Linked DNA regions of Homo sapiens: region 2 is linked to region 1. A link is a loop called in an ENCODE intact Hi-C map of the cell type or tissue named here. Cell type or tissue: heart right ventricle. All regions are shown on one strand. Links, peaks and the distances in the headings refer to the core of each region. The heading gives the core; the rest is flanking DNA.

Evidence for each region. Hi-C counts contacts between places; a loop is a spot of excess contacts. Peaks named below come from ENCODE experiments on the same cell type or tissue, not always from the same donor. Only the 100,000 strongest peaks of a DNase experiment are listed, where the experiment ranks them.
Region 2: a loop joins it to region 1, with 8 times the contacts of the local background. A loop is called at or near these places in 16 of 110 quality-filtered maps.

Annotation. Positions count from the first base shown.
Region 1 is chr10:102,328,088-102,344,510 of GRCh38, forward strand. It overlaps GBF1 (golgi brefeldin A resistant guanine nucleotide exchange factor 1), which reads left to right. Exons shown (of 40, transcript NM_001377137.1): 4 at 15,964-16,095. Among named protein-coding and RNA genes, the nearest start is that of NFKB2, 59 kb to the right of the region's middle. In heart right ventricle, for the core only: no CTCF peak of the experiment used is centred there; DNase peaks (open chromatin) are centred at 6,264 and 7,274; H3K27ac peaks cover 3,379 bases.
Region 2 is chr10:102,272,190-102,288,612 of GRCh38, forward strand. The region is part of intron 3 of GBF1 (golgi brefeldin A resistant guanine nucleotide exchange factor 1); the gene reads left to right. Among named protein-coding and RNA genes, the nearest start is that of GBF1, 35 kb to the left of the region's middle. In heart right ventricle, for the core only: no CTCF peak of the experiment used is centred there; a DNase peak (open chromatin) is centred at 8,612; H3K4me3 peaks cover 1,334 bases; H3K27ac peaks cover 6,056 bases.

The DNA of each region.
Region 1 (16,423 bases), core at 2,718-10,717:
AGCTCCATCTATTTTTGACGCTTTTGTTTTCCCCATCAGTAAAATGGGAAATATCCCTTATCATAAAGTTCTTGAGCCTTTTAGCATGAGGGTGGCTGAAACAGCATAAAGACTTCTTAATCTGGCTGGGCACAGTGGCTCATGCCTATAATCCTAGCACTTTGGGAGGCCAAGGAAGGAGGATCACTTGAACCCAGGAGTTCAAAACCAGCCTGGGAAATAATAGCAGGACCTCGTCTCTACAAAGAAAAAATTTTTTTTAATTAGCCAAGTGTGGTGGCACACGCTTTAGTCCCAGCTACTTGGGAGGCTGAGGTGGAAGGATTACTTGAGAGGTTGCAGTGAGCCGAGACTGTGCCACTGCACTCCAGCCAGGGTGACAGAGTGAAACCCTCTCTCAAAAAAAATAAAAATAAAAAGACCCCTTAGTCTTGTTGTCACTAAGAATTTATGATATGCTGCTGTAGTAACTATTTCCAGCTCTTGGGAAAACATTAACTCTGTACTCTGATAGTACAGTAAGTGAGAGTGAATAAGTAAGGTCCTATACACTGAAGGGATAGGGAAAGGTTACTTATCAGTCCTGTTATTGAGACTGGGGACTGTCTGATTCTTCTCCAGGAGCTTTGACTATTATCTCTTCAGGCTTTTTCATCATCTGTAAACTTTGCTAATGTCAGTTCAGAATTTAGTTCTTTTTAATTTCCTCTTTGTCTTTTTCAGGGCTGGTAGAGAAGACCTGACATAGTTATAATTGATAATAAACCTATAATGCTGCTGTTGAACAATGAAATTTTTTACTAGACTCTGAAAGGAATTTGTATTGAAAAAGCTGCTCCAAGTGTAATGACTGCATAAAGCTGGGGTAAATTGTTCTGTTGTCAAGTATACCAACAGAAGTTTTTAATTTCTCCTGGGCTTTCAGATTGCCTGCTTAAGTTGGGGCTTGGTCTTCTACAGTGCATGCAGAAAACAACAAGGCAGAGTGAAGGGCCACAGTAGCTCTGGTTTGTCTGTATGCTATAGCTGAATTGCTTGCCTTTCAATATGTGCCAATTTCCTCTAGAAAGAAGAGAACTAGTATTTAAGGTTGATACGCATCAAACTTGTGCTTTCAGTAAGACAGATGGATCAGTCTGTCCTTGGGTCTCTGAGATATGATTGAGGCCAGTCCCTGTGGGCCTCATTTATCCCTGCCAGCCTTGTTAAAGGGGCCTCACTCTCCCTCTTTGGATTAGGAGGGAACCTAGGTAAACCTGACACTTAATTTGTATGGCAGTACTACAAGCAATAACTAACAATGTTTAGTCACTGGTTAGGAGAAGGAGAGGTGCAGAAGAAACTTCAGTTCTAGGATGGTTGAGTTTTAAAATTTTTTGTTTTGTTTTGTTTTTGAGACGGAGTCTTGCTCTGTCTCCCAGGCTGGAGTGCAGTGGCACAATCTCGGCTCACTGCAAGCTCCGCCTCCCAGGTTCACTCCATTCTCCTGCCTCAGCCTCCTGAGTAGCTGGGACTACAGGTGCCCGCCACCACACCCGGCTAATTTTTTGTATTTTTAGTAGAGATAGGGTTTCACCGTGTTAACCAGGATGGTCTCAATCTCCTGATCTCATGATCCACCTGCCTCGGCCTCCCAAAGTGCTGGGATTACAGGTGTGAGCCACCAAGCCCGGCCAAGTTTTAAATTTTTGTCATCCAAGTCATGCAGTTAATATATCTAGTAGTAAACTTATACAATAGGCCAGGCACAGTGGCTTATGCCTATAATCCCAGCACTTTGGGAGGCTGAGGCAGGAGGATCATTTAAGGCCAGGAGTTCAAGACCAGCCTGGGCAACATAGCAAGACCCCCTATCTACAAAAAATTTAAAAAATTAGCTGGGCATGGTGGCACATGCCAGTAGTCTTAGCCACTCAGGAGTTGGTAGTCTTAGCCACTCAGGAGTCTGAGGCAGAAGGATTGCTTTTGAGCCTAGGACTTTGAGTTTGCAGTGAGCTATAATTGCACCATGGTACTCCAGCCTGAGCAACAGAGCAAGACTCTGTCTCAAAACAAACAAACAAACAAAAAGCCCCCTGTACCATAGCATGGTATAATATTGAAGAGTATAATACAGTGGCTTTGGAGTCACAATAGACCTGGATTCAAATTTTATCTCTTCCACTTGCTGTGTGACCTTGGGTAAGTCACTTAACCTCTTAGAGCCTCGGTGTCCTTATCTGTAAAGTGAGGACAGTAACACTATTTCCCAGAGTTATTGGGAGGATAAAATAAAATTATATATGGTAATTATGTTTAATAATATAATGTAGCTGGCCGGGTGCAGTGGCTCACACCTATAATCCCAGCACTTTGGGAGGCTGAGGCAGGCAGATCACCTCAGGTTAGGAGTTCAAGACCAGCCTGGCCAACATGGCGAAACCCCGTCTCTACTAAAAATACAAAAATTAGCTGGGTGTGGTAGTACACGCCTGTAATCCCAGCTACACTCAGGAGGCTGAGGCAGGAGAATCGCTTGAACTCTGGAGGTGGAGGTTGCAGTGAGCTGAAATCACGCCATTGCACTCCAGCCTGGGCAACAAGAGCAAAATTCCATCTCAAAAAAAAAATAAATAAAAATAATATAATGTAGCTGTTGCTGATGTCTGAGGCAAATTAAGGTTGTTGTTCTGGCAATGAAATGGGATTCTTGTGAGGGTGGTAGATAGCAGCTCCTAGCAACAAGTTAATCTGGCTATTTAGCAGGAATGCCCAAGGTAGGAAACTCATTCCTCTTCTAATCAGGATTCATACATCATATTGGACAAAATCATACAATAAACTATTTTCCCATGTGTATGCTGCCTTTAAGTGCCTGTCTTATCTTTTGAAAGTGGAGGCTAAATCTGACCTGAGGCAGACCAGGGCAGCCTCACTCAGCAAGGAGACGATGGCAAAAATGACGATTTCAGGAGCAGAGATTTACGGAAAGCAGCCTGCTCTGAGATACACATGCTGTTAGGGATTTTGACCCTGAAAAAATATATCCTCTTCCTATCCTCTCTCTAAGGAGAGGTTGAGCTGCTATAGGGATGGAGATGGGGGCAAGGTCCTGACAAAGGTGTTCAAGCCAGAGAGCATATATAGATGGCAAAAATAATTTTCTGTCATGGTCATCTTGAACCTTTTTGCACCAGGTATCTAGGGAGGAGGAGTTCTTACATAATCTCTGGGTTAGGTTGGGGCCTCATGAACATGATGCTCCATAAAGTACTTATCAGTGGCAGTTTTGGAGAAAATATAAAATTATGATTTCTAATCCCTGGGGTTTTCAGACTTTAAATGTAACCTCAAGGTGTATACATTCAGGAACTCCTCATGTTTAATCAGAGAGTTAAGGTTTGGGGTTTTGATTCATTAAAAAAAACAGATTGGGGCTGGGCACGGTGTCTCAAGCCTGTAGTCCCATCACTTTGAGGGCCAAGGTGGGTGGACTGCTTGAGCCCAGGAGTTCAAGACCAGCCTGGGCAAGAGAGAGAGAAGAAAAACAGGGTGGGTTGACCTTTGAGGGATTGATCAGCCAGAAAAGTGAACACTTTCCAAAGGGTTTGTTTTTGTTGTTGTTGTCTTTTGAGACAGGGCCTCACTCTGTCGCCCAGACTGGAATGCAGTGGTGCCATCATGGCTCACTCCAGCCATGACATCCCTGGGCTCAAGTGATCCACCCCACACGTCAGCCTCCCTAGTAGTTGGGACTACAGGCGCACGCCACCATACCTGGCTAATTTTTTTTTTTTTTTTTTTTTTTTTTGAGACAGCGTCTGGCTCTGTCGCCCAGGCTGGAGTGCAGTGGCGCAGTCTTGGCTCACTGCAACCTTTGCCTCCTGGGTTCAAGCGATTCTTCTGCCTCAGCCTCCTGAATAGCTGGGATTACAGGCGTCTGCCATCACGCCCAGCTAATCTTTGTATTTTTAGTAGGGACAGGGTTTCGCCATGTTGGCCAGGCTGGTTTCGAACTCCTGACCTCAAGTGATCTACCCGCCTCCGCCTCCCAAAGTGCTGGGATTACAGGTGTGAGCCACCGCACCCAGCCTTCCCCTATACTTTAAATCATCTCTAGATTACTTGTAATGCCTAACTCAATATAAATACTATGTAAATAGTTATACCATATTTAGGGAATAATGACAAGGGAAAAAGTTTGTAGATGTTCAGTACAGATGCAACCATCCACTTAATTTTTCTGAATATTTTTGATCTGTGGTTGATCGTGTACACTGATGTTGGATCCACAGACACAGAGGGTCAACTGTAATTTGCCTTTTTTTTTTTTTGAAACAGAGTCTTGCTGTGTCACCCAGGCTGGAGTAAAAATGTTATGATCTCGGCTAACTGCAACTTCTGCCTCCCCGGCTCAAGCGATTCTCGTGCCTCAGCTACCAGAGTAGCTGGGATTACAGGTGCGCACCACCATGCCCAACTAATTTTTATATTTTTTGTAGAGACAGTGTTTCACCATGTTGGTCAGGCTGGTATCTAACTTCTGACCTCAAGTGATTCGCCCACCTTTGCCTACCAAAGTGCTGGGATAACAAGCGTGAGCCACCAAGCCCAGCCTAATTTGCCTTTTTCAATGTAAGTGGTTGGTACCATTATCTTCTACTGCTGGCCCTAAGTGGATCTATGGATCCTGATTTTTACCTTGATGCAGCAATGATTAAGCCATAATCATACTTTGTCTCTTAAAAATCATAATGTCAAAGTTAATAGCCCCCTAAGTCTAGAAGCATCCTGAGAAGCTAAGAATGTGTTTGATAAAAAGAAGCAGATCTGAGAAACTGTTGTGTGATAGCTGAGAAAAGAGCCACTGTGAAGAGCTTAGACAAACAAACAGGACTTGCCTTCCCTCCAGGCTAGACTGTCTGCATTCATGTGCATTTACTTCCAAATGGTACTTTGCATTTAGAATCATAAGTTTTAGGGACCTTAAAGAATCTAGTTAAATTACTATCACCACCACCACCTTCCCCAGGAAATCCCAATGGATGAGGAAACTATGGCCCAGAGAAATGAGGTGTTTTTGCCCAAGGTCACACAGTTAATGACAGAATCAGAATTGGGCCTAGTGCATTTCTTTATTTCATATCTCCTGTTGTATAGGGCAGGGTCTATCTGGGTTTGACCCTTAAGCCCAGGCTAGGAAATACAGGTATGGGACCTGTCCGTTGACAGTGTTTTCTGGAATCCGTTCCTGAACCAAGCCTAAATTCCCACCTGTCCATTCATAGGTCTGGAAAACTTTGAAGCTGATAAACGAAGGTATGGGAGGTTTGGCAGTTATTCCAGAGGCTTCTGGCTTTGCCAAAGTTTAGCTTTGATTATTCTTTGGACCACTACCCCTCTTTTTTTTTTTTTTCTTTTTGAAACAGGGTTCCACTCTGTTGCTCAGGGTAGAATGCAATGGTATGATCAGGGCTCACCTCAGCTTCCTGAGTAGCCAGGACCACAGGTGCGCATGCCTGGCTAATTTTTTCATATTTTGTGCAGCTGAAGTCTCACTATGTCGCCCAGGCTGGTCTCGAACTGCTGGGCTCAAGTGATTCTCCCACCTCAGCCTCCCAAAGTGCTGGGATTACAGGTGTAAGCCACCACACCTGGCCTGGACCACTACTCTTGATGTCCTCTAGTGACCAAAAAGAACACAGCTTCTTCCTACGGAGCTTACCATACATCAGACATTTTTGTAGATCACTATCAATCTTGACTTTTGCAAGAAATATATTCCTGGGGTGTACAGCATAGTCAGAAAAGTAGCATATGAGACCTAACACTTTCTCCTAAAATGGAATGTACAGATACAGACAGAAAAGCCTAAAACCAAAAAGCTTTTGTCGTCTGTCTCTGGATACAGAAATGTTAGAGGGGTAAATGAACTAATTTCTTTTTTTATCATGCTATGATTTATTAGTCTGTTATACATGATCCATCTTGTGAATGATGGCATTCTGTCTCCAGGAACATGGGCCAATATTTGCAGGGTAAAGAACATGCATGGGAGCAGGCTGGTGACCCTCTAGAAAGCAAGAAGAGAGAAGTAGACTCTGAGGGCAAAAAGGTCGAGACAGGCATTTCTGAAGCCAAATGGTGTTGAAATAACATACCGCAGGCCTTTTTCCTTGTCAGCGTAATCCAATTGAGAATGCCCAACTGCCCCTGATAAGAGTCACTCAGGAGTGAAGAGCTTTGCTACCAGGGAAAGCAGCTTATGTGTGCATTTTGGCTCAGGAATGTGCCAGCCCAATGCTGGCCAAATGAGAAAAGGCTGCTGCGGCCTGGAGAACACAGCCTCCTGGGAGGATGGTGGCTGTTCCCTTGTAGCTTAGGAGAGTATTCTGTTTTGTCCAAGGGCAGTGCTTGAGGCCACATGTTGAGGCCTTTGACATAGATTATCAGAGATGGTAGCAGCTCTGACATGAGAAGAGAAAATAATGTCAAGATTCAGCTGGGCGCAGTGGTTCATCCCTGTAATCCCAGCACTTTGGGAGGCCGAGGCGGGCACATCACGAGGTCAGGAGATCGAGACCATCCTAGCTAATAACGGTGAAACCCCGTCTCTACTGAAAATACAAAAAATTAGCCAGGCGTGGTGGCTTGCGCCTGTAGTCCCAGCTACTCGGGAGGCTGTGGCAGGAGAATTGCTTGAACCGGAGAGGCGGAGGTTACAGTGAGCCAAAATTGCACCATTGCACTCCAGGCTGGGTGACAGAGCGAGACTTCGTCTCAAAAAAAAAAAAAAAAGTCAAGATTCATCCCCATTTTGGAGAGGTCACCTCATCATTTGGGAAGACAAGAGGTGTGGGACATCTGCAGATTCTCAGACAGACATTGGGCCAAATTGACACTTCTGTTTTAATGTCATAATATGGGGAGTGAAGCACCCTGCCCAGTCGTATTGAGTACAGTATGAGCAGACCACCACCAAGACATCTCCAAAGGGCTTCACTTTGCTTTGGGTTGAAGTGACTCATGAGCCTCTCCAGAAATAATTTAATAATTCTTGTTGTAATTTGTCACTGACTGTCCAGAAATTGGATCCGGATTTGATTCTGGAAGGATCCGAAGTGTTTTCTCCAATGGGGGGTTAGATTTCCCCTCCTTGTGCCCTTTTTCCCCCAGATGACTGGCTCATCTTAGAACATGGACCAGTCACCTTCAGAGCACCTCTCTACCTAATCTGCACTCTGTGTTTACTGGACTGTTTGTGCCTTGAGGTTGACAGTCTTCCAGGGCGGGAATTTTGGCTGCTTGGCTGGGGTGTCAGATGTCTCCTTGGTTGTGAAATTATTCAGCCTGCTTACTATGAGCAGAATCATGGCACTTTTCTCCTGAAGGACTCAGGCAGTTTTCACTCTTCTGGAGAAGATCCAGACAATTGAATCTCAGTTCCCAGCCAGGCTGAACCGTGAGATAGGACACCAGAAACCTTTCTGTTCTAGCCTTGTAGGAAGCAGTAAAGTCGGATGGCTACGAGCAGAGCTTTTGGAGTTGGATGGACCTGGATTTGATTCCTGTTTCCACTACTAGCTAGTGCTATGATCTTAGCTGGTGGGGACATCTCGTTATCCTTTCCAAGCCTCATTTTTATCTTCAAAATGGGGTTAATTATGAAGAGTGAAGGTATGTAAAGTGCATAGCACTTGGCATGGCGCAGGTAATAAATGTTAATGAGTACTTTAATAATTCATTTTATTAAAAGGAAGCCTGTTCTTTCTCTGATACCTTGGAGAAAGCTGAAGCCCTCAGAAATTAAAAGTGCTATCCCAAATTGTACCGTAAATATCAACCACCCGTTATCTCAGTATTTATCCTTAACTTGTGTTTGTTTTATGGTTTAGGAGTCAAAGGTAGAATTTTTATATATATATTTACTTAAATCTTAAGAAATGAACTGGTGGCCAGGTGCAGTGGCTCATGCCTGTAATCCCAGCACTTTGGGAGGCCGAGGCAGGCAGATCACAAGGTCAGGAGATCAAAACCATCTTGGCCAACATGGTGAAATCCCATCTCTACTAGAAAATACAAAAATTAGCTGGGTGTGGTGGCATGTGCCTGTAGTCCCAGCTACTCGGGAGGCTGAGCCAGGAGAATTACTTGAACCGGGGAGGTGGAGGTTGCAGTGAGCCAAGATCACTCCACTGCACTCTAGCCTGGTGACAGAGCGAGACTTTGTCTCAAAAAAAAAAAAAAAGAAAAAAAAAAAAGAAAGAAATGAACTGGTATACAATATAGAGAACACTGGACTGCTGTGACTCTAGAGCTAAAAACTAGAACAATATCTTAGTTATCTTTATTATACACTTTATTCCATGCATTGTACCAAGTGTTTTACATGCATCAAATGAGATAGTGTGTAAATTGCTTAATACCATGCCTGGCACATAGTATACGCTCAGTGAATGTTAGTTGCTATTATTATTTATTTTAAATGTAATTTATTTAAATTATCTAATACCCATTTACAAGTAATAAAATTAGAGACCCAGAACACTTAAGTAATTAAAGTCACATAGCTATTAAGTTGCAGAACTGGGATTTGAATCGTCCACGAAAGCCCATGATTCTACCTAGAGCCCTTAGCTTCTAGTCCTGGTTCCAATACTAACTGGCCTTGTACAAATTACTTAACTTCCCTAAATCTCAGTTACCTCATTATAAATTATTTTCAGGCCCTATTTTAGCTGTAATATCCTAGGATTTGGAGGATTTTCCTGAACAGTCAAAAATTATGACTTATTTTTGTAGGGTATGGTTTAATCTCTGAGTAACAGTTCCCTAGAAAACTGATGCAGCCTACAAACTGCTGCTTATACACAAAGAGATATATACAGAAGTTGAAAGTATTTTAAAAATTTTATAACAATGTGACAGTAGTTACATGTATGTTGATTCTAGTAATAAAAAAATTGGACTTTATGTTTTTAAAATTTTTCTAGTAATTAACTGTATTTTATAAAACTATGGGTCTGCACGGGCTGGGCGAGGTGGCTCACGTCTGTAATCCCAGCACTTTGGGAGGCCGAGGTGGGCGGATCACGAGGTCAGGAGGTCGAGACCATCCTGGCTAACGCGGCGAAACCCCATCTCTACTAAAAATACAAAAAGTTAGCCGGGCATGGTGGTGGGCGCCTGTAGTCCCAGGTACTCGGGGGGCTGAGGTGGAAGAATGGTGCGTGGGGGAGCTTGCAGTGAGCCAAGATCTCGCCACTGCACTCCAGCCTGGGCGACAGAGCGAGACTCCGCCTCAAAAAAAAAAAAAAAAACTATGGGTCTGCAGTGGATTGACATAAAGAAGAAAAAACTGCTCTTCATCACAGATAATTTGACAAGCACTATTCTAGATAACCATCTGAACATCTCACCAGGATTATAAATTCAAATTTGTTTGTTTTTAAATTACATGTTTACAAAAAGTTACCCCTTAAATTAGAAATATCCTTACTAAAGGCTGGACGTGGAGACTCACGCCTGTAATCACAGCACTTTGGGAGGCTGAGACAGGTGGACCACCTGAGGTCAGGAGTGCAGTTTGAGACCAGCCTGGCCAACATGAAGAAACCCCATCTCTACTAAAAATATAAAAATTAGCTGGGCCTGGTGGTACATGCCTGTAATCCCAGCTACCTGGGAGGCTGAGGCAGGAGAATCGCTTGAACCCAGGAGGCAGAGGTTGCAGTGAACCGAGATCACACCACTGCACTCCAGCCTGGGTGACAGAGCAAGACTCTGTCTCAAAAAGAAAGAAAGAAAGAAAGAAATATCCTTACTAGTGATGCCCCACTAGGAGTTCAACTTGCCCCCAACCCCACTTGTTGCAGAGTTGCTCCTGTTAGAGCTTCTCTTATGCTCCTGGCAATCAACAGTTGAACCTAGAGAGCAAAACTCTTGTTCTCCCTAGACAAAACTCTTTAAGGAAAGTTAACTTTATATATCATGATTCTCTTTTTTGGAAGAGGTAGGGAAGTGACATGATAATGAAGGTTCCTGGTGGGCTCATTAAAAAGTTTAACCCTTCTAGTTTTTCATCAGTAGGTTTCTATAAAGCACTGACTTACCAAATGAAAGTACTGGAATGAACATATCTTAGCAGTCATAGATTCCAACAACCTTCTTCTTTTTTTTTTTTTTTTTTTTTGAGACAGAGTCTCCTTCTGTCACCCAGGCTGGAGTGCAGTGGTGCAGTCTCGGCTCACTGTAGCCTCTGCCTCCCAGGTTGAAGCAATTCTCATGCCTCAGCCTCCAAAGTAGCTGAGATTACAGGCACGTGCCACCACACCAGGCTAATTTTTTTTGTATTTTTATTAGAGACATGGTTTCACTATGTTGGCCAGGCTGATCTGAAACTCGTGACCTCAAGTGATCCACTCACCTCGGCCTCCCAAAGTGCTGGGATTAGAGGTGTGAGCCACTGCGCCCAGCCGATTTCAACTATCTAATTTGACAGATGAAGGTCTTGGGTATCATATATCTGGCTATTGATAGGAGTGAGACTAGTCCATTGACTGAATTGTATGCTGTGTGAGGGTTACACACAGAGCCTCGGCTGGGTGCGGTGGCTTACACCTGTAATCCCAGCACTTTGGTAGGCCAAGGCAGGCGGATTACCTGAGGTTGGGAGTTTGAGACCAGCCTGACAAACATGGAGATACCCCGTCTCTACTAAAAATACAAAATTAGCTGGGCGTGGTGGCGCTCATCAGTACAGTGATGAGAGAAACCAAGAAGATCTGAATAATGGAGAGACATACCAAGTTCATGAATTGGTAGGCACAACATAGCAAAGATATCATGTCTCCCCAAATTGATCTATAGACTCAATGCAATTCCTTTCAAACTTCCAACAAGGCAAGTTTGTCTTAAATTGAAATGGAAAGGCAAAGGAATTGGAACACTGAATGATATTGGAAAAAAAAATGAAGTTGGAGGAATCACACCACTGTTATTAAGACTTAGTATAAGCCGGGCATGGTGGCTCACGCCTATAATCCCAGCACTTTGGAAGGCCGAGACGGGTGGATCACCTGAGGTCAGGAGTTCAAGACCAGCCTGGCCAACATGGCAAAATCTCGTCTATACTAAAAATACAAAAATTAGCCAGACGAGGTGGTGTGTGCCTGTAATCCCAACTACTCAGGAGGCTGAGGCATGAGAATCACTTGAACCCGGGAGGTAGAGGTTGCAGTGAGCCGAGATCATGCCACTGCACTCCAGCCTGGGTGACAGAGCGAGACTCTGTCTCAAAAAAAGACTTAGTATATATCGGCAGGGCACAGTGGCTTATGCCTGTAATGCCAGCACTTTGGGAGGCTGAGGCGGACAGATCACAGGGTCAAGAGATCGAGACCATCCTGGCCAACATGGTGAAACCCCGTCTCTACTAAAAGTACAAAAAAATTAACTGGGCGTGGTGGCACGTTCCTGTAGTCCCAGCTACTCAGGAGGCTGAGGCAGGAGAATCGCTTGAACCCAGGAGGCAAGGTTGCAGTGAGCCAAGATCGAGCCACTGCACTCTAGCCTGGGTAACAGAGCAAGACTCCGTCTCAAAAAAAAAAAGACTTAGTATATATTTATAATAATTAACACAGTGTCGTGTTGTCAGACTTAGACACATAGATCAATGAAACAGAACAGAACCCAGAAGAGACTCACAAAAATATGGCCAATTTAATTTTTATTTTTTGGAACAGGGTCTTACTCTGTCACCCCAGGCTGGAGTGCAGTGGTATGATCACAGTTCACTGCAGCCTCAGCCTCCCAGGCTCAAGCAATCCTCTCACCTCAGCCTCCTGAGTCGCTGGGACTACAGGCACATGCCATCATACCTGGTTAATTTTTTTTTTTTTTTTTTGAGACAGGATCTCACTTTGTCACCCAGGCTGGAGTGCAGTGGCACGATCTCAGCTCACTGCAGCCTCTACCTCCTGGGTTCAAGATATTCTTTCACCTCAGCCTCCCCAGTAGCTGGGACTACAGGTGCGCGCCACCATGCCCCACTAATTTTTGTATTTTTTGGTAGAGATGGGGTTTCACCATGTTTGCCAGGCTGGTCTTGAACTCCTGACCTCAGGTGATCCACCCACCTCAGCCTCCCAAAGTGCTGGGATTATAGGCATGAGGCATGAGCCACTGCTCCTGGTCCATGCCTTTTTTTTTTTTTTTTTTTTTTTGAGACAGAGTCTCGCTGTGTTGCCCAGGCTGGAGTGCAGTGGCACGATCTCCGCTCACTGCAAGCTCTGCCTCCCAGGTTCACGCCATTCTCCTGCCTCAGCCTTCCTGAGTAGCTGGGACTACAGGCTCCCGCCACCACGCCTGGCTAATTTTTTGTATTTTTAGTAGAGACGGGGTTTCACCGTGTTAGCCAGGATGGTCTCGATCTCCTGACCTTGTGATCCGCCTGCCTCGGCCTCCCAAAGTGCTGGGATTACAGGCGTGAGCCACCACGCCTGGCCGTTTTTTTAATTATTTTCTGTAGAGATGATCTCACTATGTTGCCCAGGCTGGTCTCGAACTCCTAGACTCAAGGGATCCACCCACCTCAGTCTTCCAAAGTGCTGGGACCAGTGCCCAACCTGGTCAATTTATTTTTGACAAAGGTGCAAAGACAACTTAATGAGATATGTTGGAAACAGTAGGAAATTCTTAGGCAAAGGAAAAATGAGCCTCAATCTAAACCTCACACCTTATGCAAAAATTAACTGAAAATAGATCATAGGTGAAAAACATAAATCTGTAAACATTTTAGGAGAAAATGGGAGGGTGGAAATCTTTGTGACTTGGAATTAGGCAGAGTCAATTTAGACATTAAACCAAAACACAATCCATAAAATATTAATAAGTTGGACTTCATCAAGAGTAAAAGTGTCTGTTCTATGAAAGATGTTAAGGGAATGAAAAAATAAGCTTAAGACTGGGAGAAAATACTTAGAAATAACTGTATCACTACTGAAGGACTTGAATTCAGAATAAAGAAGTCTCCAAACTCAATAGTAAGAAAACAATTTAGTTTAATAATGGATAAAAGACTTGAGCAGACATGTCACCCAAAAGGATATACAGACGGCAAATAAGCACATGAAAAGATGTTCAACATAATTAGTCATTAGAGAAATGCAAATTTAAACCACATGGAGCTACTATTACATACATACTTGAATCGCTTAAGTAAAAACACTGAAATACAAAGTACTGAAGAGGATGTGGAGAAACTAGAATTCTTATTGCTAGTGGGAATACAAAGTGATAAAATGACATTGGAAAAGAGTTTGACAGTAAAGCTAACCACACCTTTACCTTTTGACCCAGGAATCCTACCCCTGGGTACTTACCCTAAAGAAGTGGAAACCTGTGTTCACACAAACACTGATACACAAATGTTTATAGCAGCTCCATTCATAATTGCCCCAAACTGGAGATCCCACATGTCCTTCAACCAGTGAATGGATAAAGAAACTGATACATACAGGCAATGAATACTACTCAGCAGTAAAAAGAAACAAGCTATTGATATATGCAATAGCTTGGAAAAATTTCAGTCATCATGTTGAATGAAGGAAGCCAGTCTGAAAATTGGCTGTAAAATTACATGCTGTATAAATCATTCATTTAAAGAAAAGAATTAATTTTACCAAATTAGCAAAAAGAGGCTGAATGCACATCACCCTAGAAGTGTGGACCCCATATATAAAACTGCCCTACTCTTTTACCGTGAAGGAAGACATGAAGCAAGTATATAGTTGTAGCAACTAAATGAAATCACAGAAAATCTGTACCTGTCCCGATTCTCAAAGATTTTTTTCCTCTAGACTTTTATATGTCAAATATACCTCATGACCACTTTTAAGATAACAAACCAAATTGTACATAATTCATGCTCCTAAAGCAGCAAGACTAGATGACTTTACATTTTTTTATGTACTTTTTTTTTTTTTTTTGAGTCGGAGTCTTGTTCTGTCACCCAGGCTGGAGTGCAGTGGCGTGACCTCAGCTCACTGAAAGCTCTGCCTCCTGGGTTCACACCATTCTCCTGCCTCAGCCTCCCGAGTAGCTGGGACTACAGGTGCCCACCACCACACCCAGCTAATTTTTTTGTATTTTTAGTAGAGACCAGGTTTCACCATGTTAGCCAGGATGGTCTCGATCTCCTGACCTCGTGATGCGCCCGCCTCGGCCTCCCAAAGTGCTAGGATTACAGGCATGAGCCACCGTGCCCGGCCCTTTTATGTGCTTTTTAAAAGTACGTTATGTATTTCAGTTTTTCACACACACGCACACACACACACACACACTCACACACAGACACACACACACGTTCTTCTCTAGGTTTTTTCTGTAAATTTTACATCTCTAGGTGGGGGTAGTAGGGGAAGAGAAGCAGGTTTTTTTTACAGCTGATGTGATCACTGTACAGACAAGCTTGGAAAATGCTACCCAATCTGCCAATTAATTAAAGCGTTAATCTGAGGAGCAGCCGGGCCCAGGGAATGTTTACCCAGGGAGGAGTGGGGGTGGTAGGAACTGAGTAGGCAGCTCCCTATATTTGCATGAAAATGAAGGTGCTTAGGAAACCCTGCTTCCTTTTGTCTCTAAAGGTGGGGCAGCCTAGATCACATCCCTAAACACTTTTGGTCTCTTTAGGAAGCCTTTTAGGGAGCTGGTCTCTGAAAGATGAAAGCACAGCACAATCTAGAAAAACAAATTTAAATTCTGGTCAGAGTAAGGTAGGGAGTAAGTACAGTGTAGTATTCTTTGACCTAGAATGGAATCTTCTAAATTCAGGAGTAAAATTTCATCTATTTAGGTAGAATAGATGAAGGGGTTTTACAAGTTTTAAAACCACATAGGCTGGGTTCAAATCCCAGCTCTGCATATTAGTTGTGTGATTTGGGACTAATCATGTATCTTATCTGAGCCTTTTCTCATCTGTAAAATAAAGATTATCAATTGCCCCTTCATCTCAGAGCAGTTAGTTCTCTGCTAACTCTAGGCAGGAAACAGGCCGGACAGTGGTTACGAACTTCCAAGATTACAGACTGCCTCCATGACTAAGAGACTGCTCAGCCTTTTGTTCTTGTTAAACTTTTTTCTCAGCAAGGGATTATAAACCTCAGAGTTTCCTCTCACCCTCCTGGAATATGCTGCACTCTTTCTCTAAGAGAAGTGACCCTGACCATAACAGCAAAGGACATAAAGACAGGAGCCCACCTTGGGACCTAAGGGTCGCATTGGCTCTACCCAAGATGACGTTACCTATTTATATCACAGGGGAGGGTGGTGAAATGGGCATGGAAAATTGACTCACAATATTTGATGATATTGAAAAATTATTGTTAATTTTTAAAAATTGTGATAAAATACATATAATGCAAAATTTACCATTTTAACTGTTTGTTAACTCTTTAAGCATAATATTGTGGGCCAGGCACGGTGGCTCGCGCCTGTAATCCTAGCTCTTTGGGAGGGCAAGGCAGGGACAATTGCTTGAGCTCAGGAGTTCGAGACCAACCTGGGCAACATGGTGTAACCCCATCTCTACTAAAAATACAAAATTAGCCGGGCATGGTGACAGACGCCTATAGTCCCAGCTACTGAGGAGGCTGAGGGGCTTGAGCCCTGGAGGTGGAGGTTTGCAGTGAGCTGAGATCATGCCACTGCACTCCAAAGCAGGACTCTGTCTGACAAAAAAAAAAAAAAAAAGATAATATTGTGTTTTTGTTCTTTTTTTAAGATTCCTAATCTTTTAGATCTACATGCTGAAAATTTTACAGATAAAATGATACAGTGTCTGGGATTTGATTCAAGGTAATCCAGAGGGAAGAAGATTGACCCAACAACAAAGACCTCTAGCCTCATGGCACAAACAAGAAACTTTTTCCAGGGTTTAGTTTTCTCTTAGATGATACCTCTTCATTTCTGTGTATTTTCTTGCAGAACTCTCAGAAATTGAGCCCAATGTATTCCTTCGACCTTTTCTGGAAGTGATTCGCTCTGAAGATACCACTGGCCCTATCACTGGACTGGCACTCACCTCTGTCAACAAGTTCCTGTCCTATGCACTCATAGGTAAGAGCTCAGGCTTTGTTGCATGACCACAGCACTTCATTTCCCACCTTTCCTGGGGTGCCCAGGCCTTAGGCAATGAGCTGGTGATAGTGGGAAATTTTTTCCAGTCACCTCTTTTCTTGTAGAAGAGAAATAGGATTGTTGTTGGTTATTCATCATGCTAGCTGACTCACGTTGTACAGGGTGGGAAGGGCAAGAGAAGAAGTTTTCCTTGGCACTCTGGCTTCTCTATGCTTTGGAAAGAGTTAAGGGTATGGTACCTTACTCTTGGAAGTTTGGTTAGGTTTGTTTGTTTGTTTGTTTGTTTGTTTAGTTAGAGATGGAGTCT
Region 2 (16,423 bases), core at 5,329-13,328, 53 kb before region 1:
TCACTCCCAGGTTCAAGTGATTCTCCTGCCTCAGCCTCCCCAGTAGCTGGGATTACAGGCACCCACCACCGCACATGGCTAATTTTTGTATTGTTAGTAGAGACAGAGTTTCGCCATGTTGGCCAGGCTGGTTTCGAACTCCTGACCTCAGGTGATCTGCCCACCTTGGCTTCCCAAAATGCTGAGATTACAGGCATGAGCCACTGCACCCGGCCGCAATTGTTGATTTTAACAGTTTTGTTACTTGCTTCTTATGGTGACTGCCATATCTCCTAATTTTGAAATACGTTAATTTTTCTTTTTGTAATTTTAAGTAATCTGTGAAGTAATATTTTTGCACCTTGTAAATATCCTGTCCTCTAATATCCTTTTACCTAATGGTTATCCACTGATTAATATTTGACTGAATCTTTTATTTCACTGGTCACAGAATGATTTTTCTAATTCTGTCATTTTTTTCTACATTTATTAGCTAGCATTTTCTGTAAAGAACTATTTTCCCTCATCAACTGGAGGATAAACCAATTTCTTCTAAAAAGGCAGGATAAATGCTTAATTCATTCCCTTTAATTGGCAGTTTTCAGATTCAGAAGTGAGTGTTAATAATGATCACTAGTGGTGGCAAATGTGGGTCTGCCTCCTCCTAGGGGCTTGTGAGTATTTTTTAGTGTTTTACAATTAATTACAGATATGTTTTTTTCCATTGTTATTTTTGGTGCTCACATTATTTCAAGTTTGGCCAGTGTGCGTCCCCTTCAGACTGGTTCCTTTGTCTTTTGACATGACATCTTTGAACACTTCCTTGCTTTCTGGTACAATCAACCAGCAATAAAGGGGAAAAAAGAATAGAATAGAAATTATCAGTGTATCTGGCCGAGTGTGGTAGCTCATGCCTGTAATCCCAGCACTTTGGGAGGCTGAGATGGGTGCATCATGAGGTCAGGAGTTTGAGACCAGCTTGGCCAACATGGTGAAACCTTGTCTCTACTAAAAATACAAAACTTAGCCAGGCATGGTGGCACGTGCCAGCTACTCAGGAGGCTGAGGCAGGAGAATTGCTTGAACCCAGGAGGCAGAGGTTGCAGTGAGCCGAAGTCGCGCCACTGCACTGCAGCCTGGGCGACAGAGCAAGACTGTCTCAAAAAAATAAATAAATAAAATAAAAAATAAAAAAAAGAAATTATCAGTGTATCATACTTAAGAAAGATAAGTATTGTTTTTCGCAACTTGTTTTAGTTAGAAACCTGTATTTTCTGGGTTGTAGCGTAAGCTGTATCTTCTCCTATCCATCATGGTCAAAAAAGTTTGAAAGCACTGGTAGAAAGTTTGTGATGTACTCCTGTTCTAGCACTGGTTTGAATTTGTCTGTCTGCAATGTTATTTCATGGGCAAGGAGTCAAGGAGGATATTGAGTCAGGGTGCCCTTCTCACCATTTTCTTGACATTCTGTGAAGGACTCTGTGAGGCACCTTAGCCCCCTTGACTTTTGGGAATGAGTGGATTCTTCATCCCTATCAACTTTGATTTCAGTAAGACAGTTCTATTTAGATGGTTGTTTCTGGATGAATCAGCTTTTGCCAGGCAGAGATTAATTTGAGCCTATTTGAGTCGTTATAATCCTGGAAAATATTAGAGTAAGTATTCTTCCCCAAGGAAATAAGAATTGTGGAAGTAATTATGACTGATTAGTCACTTTGCACCTTATCCCTTTTATGTGATGCTATACAGATTGTTTAGACATATCATGTTAGACATGGCCACCCTTTTGAATCATCTTGGTGAGCTGAGGGAATCATTTGTCCTCGAAAGACTCCAAAAGAGCATCTTCTCCAGGAACTTTTCTGTTAGTGGAAGTTCAACAAATATTTGTTGATTACTTACTATGTGCCAGGAATGGAACTAGGTTCTAGGGACCTAGTTTTCAAGGAGACTGACACAGTTCCTGTTCTCATAGTTTATGGTCTAGTGGGCTGGTGATTTGAGAAGCTCTGGAATTTGAGCAGACAACTGGGCACTAGTTTGAAGTCTGCCAGTTTCCACACGTGACCTCAGGAAATTGTTGTATGCTTTGGTTTGCTGAAAGAGGTTCTAGGATGGTCAAAAGAATAGCATTGGTGTTGTCCACATTGTCTGTCCCACCTCCACCCTGTGCCCTAGCCCTGCCTGCTTGGCAGTGACCCTGGAAATTCTGTGCATGGCAGCTTCATTAGCTGCTTTTAGGGCCTTGAATGTCTTATAGTTGATTAGTCTATTAAAAAAATTTTTTTCACCTATAATATGTTCTATGATATGATTAGTCTCTTTATATTGGCCTTTGATTAATCAGTCTGTGCATCACAGACTGACCACATCACAGACGGACCACAACTGACCACAGTTGAACCATAGGATAAGTTATCAATGGCTGATTGTTTTTTCTAATAAAATTCAACTTTGCATTTGAGTCCTCTTTGGCTTGGGCTTCTGACACAATTTTTAGGACATTGAAGTCTACAGGTGCAAAACAAAGATTTTTTTTTTTTTTTTTTTTTTTTTTTTTTGAGAGGGAGTCTCACTCTGTCGCCCAGGCTGGAGTACAGTGGCGTGATCTTTGCTCACTGCAACCTCTGCCTCCCGGGCTCAAGTAATTATCCTGCCTCAGCCTCCCAAGTAGCTAGGATTACAGGCACCCACCACCACGCCAGACTAATTTTTGTATTTTTAGTAGTGACAGGGTTTCACCATGTTGGCCAGGCTGGTCTTGAACTCCCAACCTCAGGTGATCTGCCCGCCTTGGCCTCCCAAAGTGCTGGGATTACAGGTGTGATCCACCGCGCCAGGACTTTTTTTTTTTTTTTTTTGAGACAGAATCTTGCTCTGTTGCCCAGGCTGGAGTGCAGTGGTGCAATCTCCTGCCCTCAAGTGATCCACCGGCCTCAGCCTCCCAAAGTGCTGGGATTACAGGCATGAGCCACTGCGCCCAGCCAAAAACAGATTTTAGTAGCTGTTTACCTTATGTTGCTAAAAGAATGAGGAAAGCTGTTTTTTCCAGCCAGGGTCTAATAGTCCCAGTTCACAAATAACAAAAGTGTTTTTTAGTAGCAGCCTACTACCTTTAGCCCAAGGGTCTCATGTGAGGAAAGTAGTACCAAAACCCTTGTAACTTTGAACAGGATTTAGCTTCATAATCAATAGGACATTTCATCATATATTTGTCTTTTGAATCCCAGAGAAAGCACCTAGAAGTAGCCTTTGGGAGCATTGAGACCTCAGAGAGACCGTCCCCTTGTGTAGGAATAGTATTCCTAGGATTTTCAAGGGTAGAAAGAGGTGGTGAGGCAGTGAAACAGTTAAACAGTGGTTAAGAACTTTCTAAAAGAGAAAGTTGGAGTGAATGTTGGAGTACAAATGTAGTCCACAGAAAGACCTGTGACCTGTCATTTGCTTGAATGGCTTATCGTGTTCTGAATTTAAAGTGCAATTCTTTCTCCTTTGCCTCTTTTTTTCTGGGATGAATCTATATCCAAGTTACATTATTTAATACCTACTATAGCTAAATACTTTTTGTGACCAGAATCTGTTGACTCTGATAGGATCCTTGTTCCCTCTGGCCTGGGAAAAAAAGTTCTTGGTTCAGTCCACCTGGACAGAAGCATTGTAGGGAAAATAGTCAAAGGAAAATGGACTTCGGTTCTCAGACTCCAAGTAGGTTTCATTAATCCTCCCAAGTGAGCCAAGACTGCATCTTAATCAGTTTCATTTCAGGGGTTTTAAATAATGTTTCTGGGCTGGGCGTGGTGGCTCACGCCTGTAATCCCAGCACTTTGGGAGGCCGAGGCAGGTGGATCACCTGAGGTTAGGAGTTCTAGACCAGCCTGGCCAACATGGTGAAACCTCGTCTCTATTAAAAATATGAAAATTAGCCGGGCATGGGTGTGAGCGCCTGTAATCCCAGCTACTGGGGAGGCTGAGGCAGGAGAATCGCTTGAACCTGGGAGGCAGAGATTGCTGTGAGCTGAGATCGCGCCACTGCACTCCAGCCTGGGCAACAGAGGGAGACTCCATCTCCAAAAAAAGGCCTGGCGCGGTGGCTCATGCCTGTAATCCCAGCACTTTGGGAGGCCGAGGCAGGCGGATCACGAGGTCAGGAGATCGAGACCATCCTGGCTAACACGGTGAAACCCCGTCTCTACTAAAAAAACAAAAAATTAGCTGGGCATGGTGGCGGGCGCCTATAGTCACAGCTACTCAGGAGTCTGAGGCAGGAGAATCGCTTGAACCTGGGAGGTGGAGGTTGCAGTGAGCTGAGATTGCACCACTGCACTCCAGCCTGGGCGACAGAGCTAGACTCTGCCTCAAAAAAAAAAAAAAAAAAAATGTTTCTGTTGCCAAGGTTCTATAAGGAAGAAAATGAGTAGTGCTTGCCTTTGGTAGAACTGCTTTTTATTTAGAGAATGGGAGATGGTGCCAGGGTCCTAAGTAATCCTGGGTAGGCCGTAGGCTCAATAGTCAACAAAATGGGTTGTGTGCATGTAGTAAAGGAAGGTAGAGAATGGGAAATATTTGGGTTGGTAATAGTCTAACAAAAGCTCCAAAGGGAAGCAAAAAGTTGGCTACTAGAGGTTGTTTTACTGCTATTTAGAATGTGAATTCATCCCTATTTCCTTTTTACCTAATTGGTATCAGGACATTGAATCAAATGAACAGATGGTGAATTTTCTTGAATTTTTATTTTGAAATAATTTCAAATTTAAAGGTGCAAGAATAATAGGTCTCCCATATGTCCTTTTGCTACTTACACACACACACACACACACACACACATGCACACACGTATGTATGTATGTATGTATATATAGACATAAAATTATTTTTTGGCTGGGCACAGTGGTTCACATATATAATTCCAGCACTTTGGAAGGCCAAGATGAGAGGATCACTTGAGCTCAGGAATTTGAGATTATCCTGGGCAACATAGGTAGACTCCATCTCTACAAAAAATTAAAAAGCCAGGTGTAGTGGCATGTGCCTGCTGTTCCAGCTACTTGGGAGGCTGAGGTAAGAGGATCACTTAAATCTGGGAGGTGAAGGCTGAAGTGAGCTGTGATCATGCCACTGCATTCCACCATGGGTGACAGAGTTAGACCCTGTCTCAAAAAAAGAAAAGTACATAAATAAATAAATTTTTCTAAATCATTTGAGAGTAGGTTATATACATTGTGACTTTTTTTTTTTTTTTTTCAGACAGTCTCGCTCTGTCACCCAGGCTGGAGTGCAATAGCGTGATCTCGGCTCGCCTCCCGGGTTCAACCGATTCTCCCTGCCTCAGCCTCCTGAGTAGCTAGGATTACAGGCGCCCGCCACCACGCCCAGCTAATTTTTGTATTTTTAGTAGAGACAGGGTTTCGCCATGATGGCCAGGCTGGTCTCGAACTCATGACCACAGGTGATCCGCCCACCTCGGCCTCCCAAAGTGCTAGGATTACAGGCGTGAGCCACCGCACCCAGCCTATCATGATCTTTTATCCCTTAATACTTCAGTGCATATTTCCTAAGAACAAGGATATTCTCTTACTAATTTAAGTATAGTTATCAAATTCAAGAAATTTAGCATTGATACAATAATTTACTATTCATATTCCAATTTTGTCAATAAACTTTTATTATTTGTTTTTTTTTTCCCCTTCAGCCAAGGATCACAAATTACATTAGTTGTCATGTTTCTTTAGTCTCCTTTAATCTGGGACCGTTCTTTAGCTTCTCTTTATGCTTCATGACATTAGCATTAAAAACATTTTTTTAAAATTTTTTCAGCCAGTGGTTTATGCCTGTAATTCTAGCGTTTTGGGAGGCCAAGGCAGGAGGGTTGCTTGAGGCCAGGAGTTTGAGACCAGCTTTGGCAACATAGTGAGAACTCATTGCTTCAAAAAATAAAAAAAATTAGCTGGGCATGGTGGCGTGTGCCTGTAGACCCAGCTACACAGGAGGCTGAGGTGGGAGGACTGCTTGAGCCCAGGATTTGGAGGCTGCGGTGAGCTATGATCATGCCACTGCACTCCAGCCTGGGTGATTAAGAAAACAAACAAAAAAACATTAAACAAAAACACTTTTTTTTTTTTTTAGAGTTATGGAGTTATCTGTAACTCCATAACTGTTTACAGAGTCTGGTGGTGGGATCGTAGCTTACTGCAGCCTAGAACTCCCAGCCTCAACTGGTCCTCCTGCCTTGGTCTTCCAAAGTGATGGAATTACAGGCATGAGCCACCACAGCCAGCTGACATTGACATTTTTTATAACTACAGACCAGTTCATGTCTGTGTTCTTTCTTTTTAAAAAATTGATCCATAATAATTATACTTATGTATTGGTTACATGTGATATTTTGATACATGAGTACAATGTGTAATGATTGTATTTAGGATATCTATCACCTCAAACATTTGTCGTTTCTTTGTGTTGGGAGCATTTCAAATCTTCTCTTATAGCTATTTGGAAATATACAGCAAATTATTGTTAACTATAGTCTCCCTAATTTATTTATTTCTTTCAAGAATATTTCTCATTTTGGGTTTGTCTGATGTTTTCTTATGGTTAGATTCAGGTGGTGTGTGTCTATCGTGAATCTGTAATATATACCACTACTGATATAGGGTCCTTCTCAGGGTATCACAACTGCAGGTGCTGTTCATTGGTGATACTAATTTTGATCATCTGGTCAAGTGTTAATCTGATTTATTTACTGTGTAGATGTTATTTCCCCTTGCAACTAATAAGCAATCTGTAGGGAAACATTTGAAGATCATACTCCTCTTTAAACTTTCCCTCTAATACCTAACATACATTGATAATTCTTGCCTGAACCAATTTCTGGTTGCAGTTATGGTGAAATTTGAGTGGTTGCTTAAAATACTTGTTCTTAGGTGGACACAAACTGTCTTTCTAGCTTGCTTCTGTTTGTTTCTCTTCCTATAAGAAACACAATTGCATACCCTAAAGATCTATATTTTTTTATGTCTAAATCTAATAACTAAAAAGAGTTTGAAAATTGGAAAAAGGTTTGGCTCAATGAGGCTTGACTTGGAACTTGGTAATTTCCTAGAATGGCCACATCACCCAGTGGAATTTGTTCTCCACTCAACCAACAGCATAAGTGCTTTTTCTCTAAGCCAGACTGACAACAGCCATGTGAAGTGGATTCTTTTTTTAAAATTTACTCCCTCTTTTAATAAGTGGGATTTGCTATGAATTCATCATTATATTTCAGCTTTTGTTCTCAAATCTATTTTAATAGCTTGATTCATCTTATTAAGCACTTCCACTTAAGCTTTAACAAAATCCATAAAGTTTGGAAATGCCCATTGTCCAGGAGCTTTAAGAGAGAAAAGGTTAGGAGAAACGTTTTCCTATTCTCCTTTTCTATCATTTTTTTCTTTCCTTCCCTCTTATTTTTCTGTATTTTTTCCTTGTGCCTTTCCTTTCATTCCTTTGAAGCATGATTAGGATGCATGACTGAGCCTCCAAAAGCAGAGAGAAAAAGAAGTATTGCTTCTTGAGACTCAGGTTTTTTATTGTTATTACTACGGAGAATAGGCTAATGATATGATAATTATGACCATTACTAATGAATGCCTTATCAGCTATCAGTTGTTTCTTCGAGGGAACCTTGCCCTCAAAAAAAGTGGCTTACGCCTGTAATGACCAGCACTTTGGGAGGGCGACGCAAGAGGATTGCTTGAGCTCAGGAGTTTGAAACCAGCCTGAGTAACTAGTGAGACCTCATCTCTACTAAATTTTTTTTTGTTTTAATTAGCCAGGCATGGTGGCACACACCAGTAGTCCCAGCTACTTGAGAGGCTAAGACAGGAGGATCTCTTGAACCCCAGAAATCAAGGCTGCAGTGAGTAATAATGGCACCACTGCACTCTAGCCTGGGTGACAGAGGAGTCCCTGTCTTAAAAAAAAAGAGAGAGAGAGAGAGAGAGAGAAATAAGTAGAGACAAAAGAAAACAACTAGAGAGTCAGAAAGAGGAAAGGGGCAGAAGCAAAGAACTTGGGGATGGGGAGGCAAGGGTAGGAGAGAAGGACAGAGAATACAGAACTCCTAAAATAGGAAAATGGGAGTCAGCTCTAACATTTACCTTTACCCAGTCCAGTGTGTGGGTTTTCCCCTTTCAGTAGAATGTTCTATGAGATAGGATGAGATGGGGTGAATGAAATTGTCCCATCCTTGACTCCTTGGATCTGTTTACATGGAACTGAAGGTTTTACCCTGTAATGTGACTTGATAGCCTGATCCTAGTGGGTTGGGTAGGAAGAGGCTATTAAGTGATGTTTTTTGGCTTGCTAGCATTAACAGAGTTATTTTTAACCTCCCATTTCAATCTCTTCGTTGTTCAGGTTCCTCTGCTGGCTACCATGAGAGCAGTCAAAATTAGCAACTATATAAAATGAAGTACCTCTTGTCTCCCCAGTCACTTCCAAAATAAACAGGGAGTAATACTGTCCATATTTTGTCTCACTTTACTCTGAAGGCTAGCAATAGAGGAAGCATGGATTAGTGTGTAGTGATTTCCAGGCTCTGCCCTCTGGACAGATTCCCCTCTGAGTGCTCCAGTTGAGTGACAGGACCATGTGGCAGGAGTGCAGCTGGAAGTATATCATCGGCAGATTTGGGTTGGGTAAATATAGCAGGAGCAGGATGTCAGTGTGGGAGATGGATTGTTCTGGGAAAGGAAGTGTTGTCTTTCGTCTGAGAAACAATTTCCTGCACTTCTGGGACTTTTGCTTTCTTCTTTTTCTTTTTTTTCCCAGGGCAGAGCAGGAGTTGGCAGGGGATGGGTACACTTGCTGAATTCTATCTCTGGATGTCTGCATGTTTCTACATTTGAAGTTGGGAGTAGAGATCAGATCTGTTTCAGCCAGTTAGGAAATGGACCTAATAAATTATCGTACCCATGCCTTAAGTTTCACTTTTTGAAGTTTTAAATTAAAGCACCTATCTGCTTAAAGCCTCTTTTTAAAAAGTTACTGTTCTTTTAGTGAAATAGACGGGTTGAGAGGCAAAAATAATTACGTAAAGAAAATCAACTCTATTGCAAGTCAGACATGAGGCACCAGCTGGCAGGAAACAGCTGGGATATTTCTGGGGGCTAGACTCTTCCACACCAGCACTTAACTCTTCAAGTGATCTCTGTTATCTGAGCTACTTAAGATAGCTACCTACCTTACCAACAATCTGCATAAAATACTAAATCTACTAAATTATGTGATATTTTACAATTGACTAGAACTTTATAATTTATAAAGTGGTTTTTCATTATAGCCTTTCAATTTTAGAATCTATAAAGCACATAAATTATAATCTATAAATTATATTTTTATAAATTATCTATAAATTATATTTATATAAATTGTTATATTATAACTTAGACTCATACATAATCTATAATAGATTATTTCTATAAACATATTTATAGAAGAGTTGTAAAGAAGTTCTCATCTATCCAATGCCCAGTTTCCCCTGTTATTAACATCTTACATTAATATGACACATTTGTCACAATTAATGAACAAATATTGATTCATCATTAATTAAAGTCCATACTTTATTCAGATTTCATTAGGTTTTTACTTAATGGCCTTTTTCTGTTCAAGGATTCCATCTAGGATACCACATTACATTTAGTCATCACATCTTGTTAGGTTCCACTTGGCTGTAACAGTTTGCCTGTATTCTTTTTCTTTTCTTTTTTCTTTCTTTTCTTTTTTTTTTTTTTGAGACAGAGTCTCGCTCTGTCGCCCAGGCTGGAGTGCAGTGGCGCGATCTTGGCTCACTGCAAGCTCCGCCTCCCAGGTTCCTGCCATTCTCCTGCCTCAGCCTCCTGAGTAGCTGGGACTACAGGCGCCCACCACCACACCCGGCTAATTTTTTTTTTTTTTGTATTTTTTAGTAGAGATGGGGTTTCACCGTGTTAGCCAGGATGGTCTCAATCTCCTGATCTTGTGATCCACCCGCCTCGGCCTCTCAAAGTGCTGGGATTACAGGTGTGAGCCACCGCGCCCGGCCGCCTGTATTCTTTTCAAGTTTCACAAAAACTCACAAGATAGACTGTGCCTTTATTAATATTCCCCTTTTACAGATAAAACTCAGGTTCCAGAAAAATTAAGTAACATTTTCAAGGTTATACAGTAAAAGCTTCTTTTAAAGTGTGATTATGATTTGGAAAAAGGCGATGAGGTTATTTATTTGCTTTTCACGTGAATAAGGGCAGACTTACAGCTAACCTTCAGGTGGGCCATTTACTGAAGAGGAACAAGAGACAGAGGTGAGTCTAGCTTGTTCCTGGACTCTTCTGTCTTGCTGGAGACAAATTAACATTATTATTTTAATCACAATTATTTTGGGAAAACCCCTTTCTCTTTGATTCTGCTATGTCTACCAAAGGAACTGATGGCAGAAAATCCTGAGTTAGCCTTGTTCCCTGGCAACAGACTTCAGGCTGCTTACTGGTCCCTGTTGTTGGATACCAGGTTCAGTAGGAAAGTCTGCTGAGAGTATAGCATGAACACTAACCCAACTAGCCTATTTCCAGCACGTGTGGTGTTAACTATCTGGGAATAGGAACATGAGTTTTTAAATTCCAGTCTCTAATTGGGTAGGCTGAAGTTCTGGCTTGGAGTAAGGAGATTCACAGAACTGCAGTGCTAAGAGATAGTAGAAAAATTTAAAAATTCAATAAGACATGGCACTTAACTGACTCTGAATGCTCTGTCCGGAGGGATGAGTAAAGGGGAGAGGTGAGAGGAGGTAAAGTAGCGGGTTACTAATGATCCTAGATACTATTAAAAGATTATCACAAGGAGGTGGAAACTATTGAGGTACAAACCATCAGATCTTAAGGTAAGGAGTCACTCATCTTGCCCAGAGAAGTAGTAGTGAAGATAGTACCTGGATCCTAAAAGGTAACTTTTAAAGTACTTCAACCTAAGATGACAGAGGGTAGGCAGTTTATTGATACCCTTAACAACCACTTGTTAGTAGAGCCATTTTAATTAATGGGAAAGGGGATCATTCTCCGTTTATGCTTTTATTATATGTAGCTATGAGCATAGAAGCTGTGTTTGGACCCTCTGGTGACTATTGCCCTCTTCTAGTTGTGTCCAGGCACAGGTAAATTCTTGAGGCCAGGAAGGGCCTGGCTTTATCTCCAAAAGGAAGCTGTGGAAATAGCAATGAGCAAAACAATGAGAAAGAGCTTTAGAAAATTTGCAAATATTGTGTATCTTCATGGCATGATGAAGTGGGATTAGGACAGGGGAGAAAGTATAAACCACCAATTATAGGAGTCTTTAAGGGCTTGGGTGACTGAGGCCTTCTGCTAGGAGGCTGGGAGGTTGTTGATGACAGCAAAGATGTAACAGGTATTGAATACTAGAGGATAGACCTCATACTCTGAAAATGCTTTTGCCTCAACAATTTGAAAGAGAAATATGAAAGACAAAGTGACAATATGAAGAATGACTATTCAAAGTGCTTCTACCAGTAAGTCTTGTCTGTTGGCAAGTTTTAACCTGTAGGTAGGGGAAAAACGTGGGAGGATCTCTTATTCAGAATGCAAAACAGGAGACAGTGAAGTACCTGTGTTTCCAAAGAACTCCGAATTGAGCTGTGGTGGAAGAGGAGGAAATTTCTTACTGTGGTCTTGTATAATGTGAAATCTTTGTGAAGTCTCAATAGATGTTAAGTCTCCAAGGAGGGGAGACTTTTTAGCTGCTAAAGAAGCTTAGGTTCAGTGAGCCTCCAGTGGGAATACAGACATAGACGTCCACTGACATTTCTGCAACCAGTTTTGGTGAGTGGAAAGCAACTAGGTAAGTTTCACTTTTTGCAAGAATCCCAAGTGACCCTTTGCACTATGGACTGAGGTACCTGCTTGTCTCTACAAAAACTATAGAGGAGACACGACAGGCTTTAACTGGAAATTGTTCATGGTTTCTTAGAAGGGAAGCTCATATCCTGTTAAAGCACTTTAGAAAAATAAAGTCAAATTAGAGATAAGAGGATCTTTACTTGTATTTTCAAGAGCTTTTTTAAAAAACTGAAGTGAAATGCATATAACATAAAATTAACCATTTTAAAGTGAAACAATATAGTGGCATTTAGTACATTCACAATGTACCCTATCTAATTCCAAAACATTTTCATCGCCCCAAAAGGAAATCCTGTACCCATTAAGCAGTTGCTCCACACTTTCCCTTCCCCTCCAGCCCCTGGTAGCCATCCATCTGCATTCTGTCTCTGTAAATTTACCTATTCTGGATATTTCATATAAATGGAATCATATAATATGTGTCCTTTTATGTCTGGCTTCTTTCTCTTAGCATAATGTTTTTGAGGGTCATCCATGCTGTAACATGAATCAGCACTTCAATTCTTTTTAGGATTGAATAATATTCCATTGTGTGTGTATACCACAATTTGTTCATCCATTCATTCGTTGATGGACATTTGGACCATTTCTTCCTTTTGGCAATTATGAATAGTGCTGCTAGGGACATGTGTATACATGTATTTGAGTATCTGTTTTCAATTCCTTTGGATATATACCTAGGACTGGAATTGCTGGGTTGTATGGTAATTCTATGTTTAACTTTTTGAGTAACTGCCAAACAGTTTTCTATAGCAGCTGAACCATACTACATTCCCACCAAGAATGCATGAGGGTTCCAGTTTTTCCGCATCCTTACCAACACTTGTTATTTGTGTTTGTTTTGTTTTATATAGCTTCAAAAGCTTTTGAGACTGGATAGGACTTTGATGATAAAGCTCCTTTCAGGTCTTATGGATCTTCTGACATGCTTCTCTCCTGAAATAACTGGATGGCTCTTCTGGGCCAAATAAGGTATTGAGATTTTAGCTTTTATACTAAAGGATTACTTTCTTCCAAAATTTCCAATAAACAGCGAACACAGATTTTACAGATTTTACAGGTTGCCTAGACAGGGTCGAATTCTGACTTGCCAAAAGAAGAGTGTCAGTTACACTTTGGGTCTTGAAAGTAGATGATGGTATTTCTGGTTTCATTTGCCATCAGAATCCTGGACCAGGCAATAGGCTAGGTCTTGCTGACTATACAGGTAGCTCAGTTTGCTTACACATTACCAGCTTATCTTCCTGCTCACAGAATAACCTTCTGGGGAGGGAGTTAACTCTAATTCCTGATAAATGACTGGCTCTTTTTAAGGTGCTATATAAACTGAATTTGGATGTTACTTCGCCACTACTTACAATGATACTATGTACAGATATTAAAACTCTAATGTTCCCATCTCCTTACTGTGTGGCTGGGTGGTTTCTTATTTTGATGTCTTCTACATCAAACTGTTGAGTTCCTAAGTGTTCTCTTCTTACCCCTCTCTTTTTTAGTCTCTCAGTTTCTACTTCTTGCATCTATATATTTTGTGATTTGTCTAATAGTCACTGTGATTAATGTTTTAGTTTGTTTTTCTTTTGTGAAAATTATTTTCTTCTTGTGAAAGGTGAAAATTAGTTTCTTCTTGTGAAAGGAGAAAACTGGTACAGAAATCTAGGACGCTGGAACTTCTAGCTCTCTCCGTTTTTTCTAGAATTGTAGCTTTCCTTCTTTTTTTTTCTTTGACTGTTTTCTCCAGTTTATATGTTGAGTGGTAGGTTTTTCTAACTTTTAGAAAAAAATTATTTTGCTATTTAATGTGTTTGCTGTATCTCCTTGAAATATTATAAATCAGAATACATTTTAGTGTTTATTGCTGCCATTGGTTGCTTTAAAAAAAAAGGTTGAACCTGTTTTCAAAGTAAACAAAATTGTAGCCTCTACTTACCTTCCTCCTTTCCCCACCACAATACACAGTGTTGTTGGGTTTGCAAATTCATCCTAACCATTTGATCAAAGTCAGGCTTTGAACAAGGCTTTATAGTGAGGTGTGGTGAATGACAGGTATGTCTGGATTTGGCCTTGAGAGATTTGGGGATGTAAAAGCATAAGGGTTTTTTTTTTTTTTTTTTTTTTTCTGTCTTTCTTTCTCTTCTCCTAATGTACTGTGGTCTATAATAGGTTGAGTTGTAACATTCATTAAACCACTCCTCGCATTCCCTGTTTTCAAAGCTTATCAGGATGACTTTGATTTAGTTATTTGGAACCAAAAAGGCAGTTTGTGGAGCCTGGTCTGGAGCTGTGTAGCAGTAATATATCAGAGATCAGACTTAGGTCCCAGTGGGATTATTCCTCGGGATTTATTTGCCTGGAAGTACACACAGGAGCCAAATGGTATGTATGGAAAGCTTTGCTGGAATGCAAATTGGACACATTTTGTTGGGACCTGTAGGGGATTTTCACTGCTTCATAATTTTTCAAAGGTTTGTTATACATCAGACAGTCACTGCCTCTTCTTTAAATCTTTAAATCCCCCCTCTTTTTCCTGTTGTAAAGGTCAGATTTTTTTTGACAACTGTGTGCAGGAACAAGATTTGCTAAATCCCTTCATTTTTATTCATACAAATATCGGAATTCAGTGAGCATCAGTTATTCCAGCATTTAGAGGTAAGGAAAACTCAGGGAGAATCTTGTGAATCTCAGCTTTGTGCTAGACATATATCTCTGGGGATAAATTTGCTGCCTCAACTTTAACCCCTTGACTGCTCTGATGTGAGACGACACCCTTACAGTGGCTGCCTTGTATGTGAAACCTACCCTTAACTAACCCCCATTTATGGCTGTAGGATATGTAATATAATTACTGGGAGGGGACTGTGTTGGACTCTTCTGATGGGGCCTTTTTGGCTGTGACAAGCCTTAGATTAGTGTTGGAAGAGAAGGACAATTCATTCCCTCCAGTGGAGCCCCTTCTTTAGGCATATTTAGCTTTTAATGGTATCATAGGCAATAACCACTTTTAATTTGCAGATGATTCTTTCTCAACCAGTAGATGAAATAATGATATCAAATGGTACATTTCCCCATCAAACTTGCTTAGTTTGATGTTATGTTATTATGTTATCGATTGCTGGGTAACAAATTACCCCAACAAATTACCTCTCCTACCCATCTATTGCTGGGTAGCAAATTACCCCCCAAAATGTGGCAGCTTAAAATTAAAAAACAAAAAAAATTTCACACAGTTTCTTTTATTTTATTTTCTTTTTTTTTTTTTTTTTTTTTTTTTTTGAGATGAGGTCTCACTGTGTTTCCCAGGCTAGTCTCAAACTCCTGGGCTCAAGTGATCCTCCCACCTTGGCCTCCCAAAGTGCTGGGATTACAGGCATGAGCCACTGCACCTGGTCTATTTCACACAATTTCTAAGGGTCAGGAATCTGGGAGCTGCTTAGCTAGTGGTTCTGGCTTAGGGTCTCTCAAGATGTCAGCCAGGGCAGCAGTCATTTGAAGGGGTGGGCTGGAAGATCCATTTCCAAGTTCATTCATGTGGTTGTTGGCCAGAGGCCTCAGTTCCTCACAATGTGGGCCTCTCAATAGGACTGCTCACAGCATGGAAACTAGATTCTCCATAGGTGAATGATCTGAGAGAGAGCAGAAGCCACACTTTGTTTTCTGACCCAACCTCAGAAGTAAACCTCAGGAGTAACCATCACTCCTGCTATATTATATTAGTCACATAGACCAACCTAAATACATAAAGATGTAATCACTGGGGACATCACTGGGAGTCATCTTGGAGGCTGGCCTTGCAGGAAGTTAAATGGAAATTTTTAGATGTTCACTGGGACTTCAAGATTGATTTTTTTAATTTGAAAAATTTTGTTCTCCCCAGTCAGCCCTGTCTCCCTGTCTTCTCCCAAACCTTTATGTCTCTGAAATTGTCCAATATGTATATGGCAAATATCTCTTTCTCTTCCTTTGCTGTCTCAGCCATAAGCGCTAGTAAAAACTTTCCGTTTTTCTAAAGCAAGCCAGTAAGCATGATCGATCTACCTCCTCTACCCGTTTTGCTGGGACATCCATGGCAGCTGGTCAAAGGAGGCTTCTGCTCATGAGAGCACTTCAACTGGATTCAGATAATCCTTTGTGGTTTCTCCACCTATTTACTACTGATCCTCTAAAATTTGGTGCAAATGAACTAGACTGACTAGAGTTACAGTGTTACCATGTTTTTTTCAGACTGAGATATATAATGATATAATGATATGAGCTCTTTTTGGATTCTATCCAGGATCTCCAAAATGGAGATAAAGACCTAATGCTCGGGAGTGATTTAAAAACGAAATTACGGCCGGGCGCGGTGGCTCACGCCTGTAATCCCAGCACTTTGGGAGGCCGAGGCGGGCGGATCATGAGGTCAGGAGATCGAGACCATCCTGGCTAACAAGGTGAAACCCCGTCTCTACTAAAAATACAAAAAATTAGCCGGGCGCGGTGGCGGGCGCCTGTAGTCCCAGCTACTCGAGAGGCTG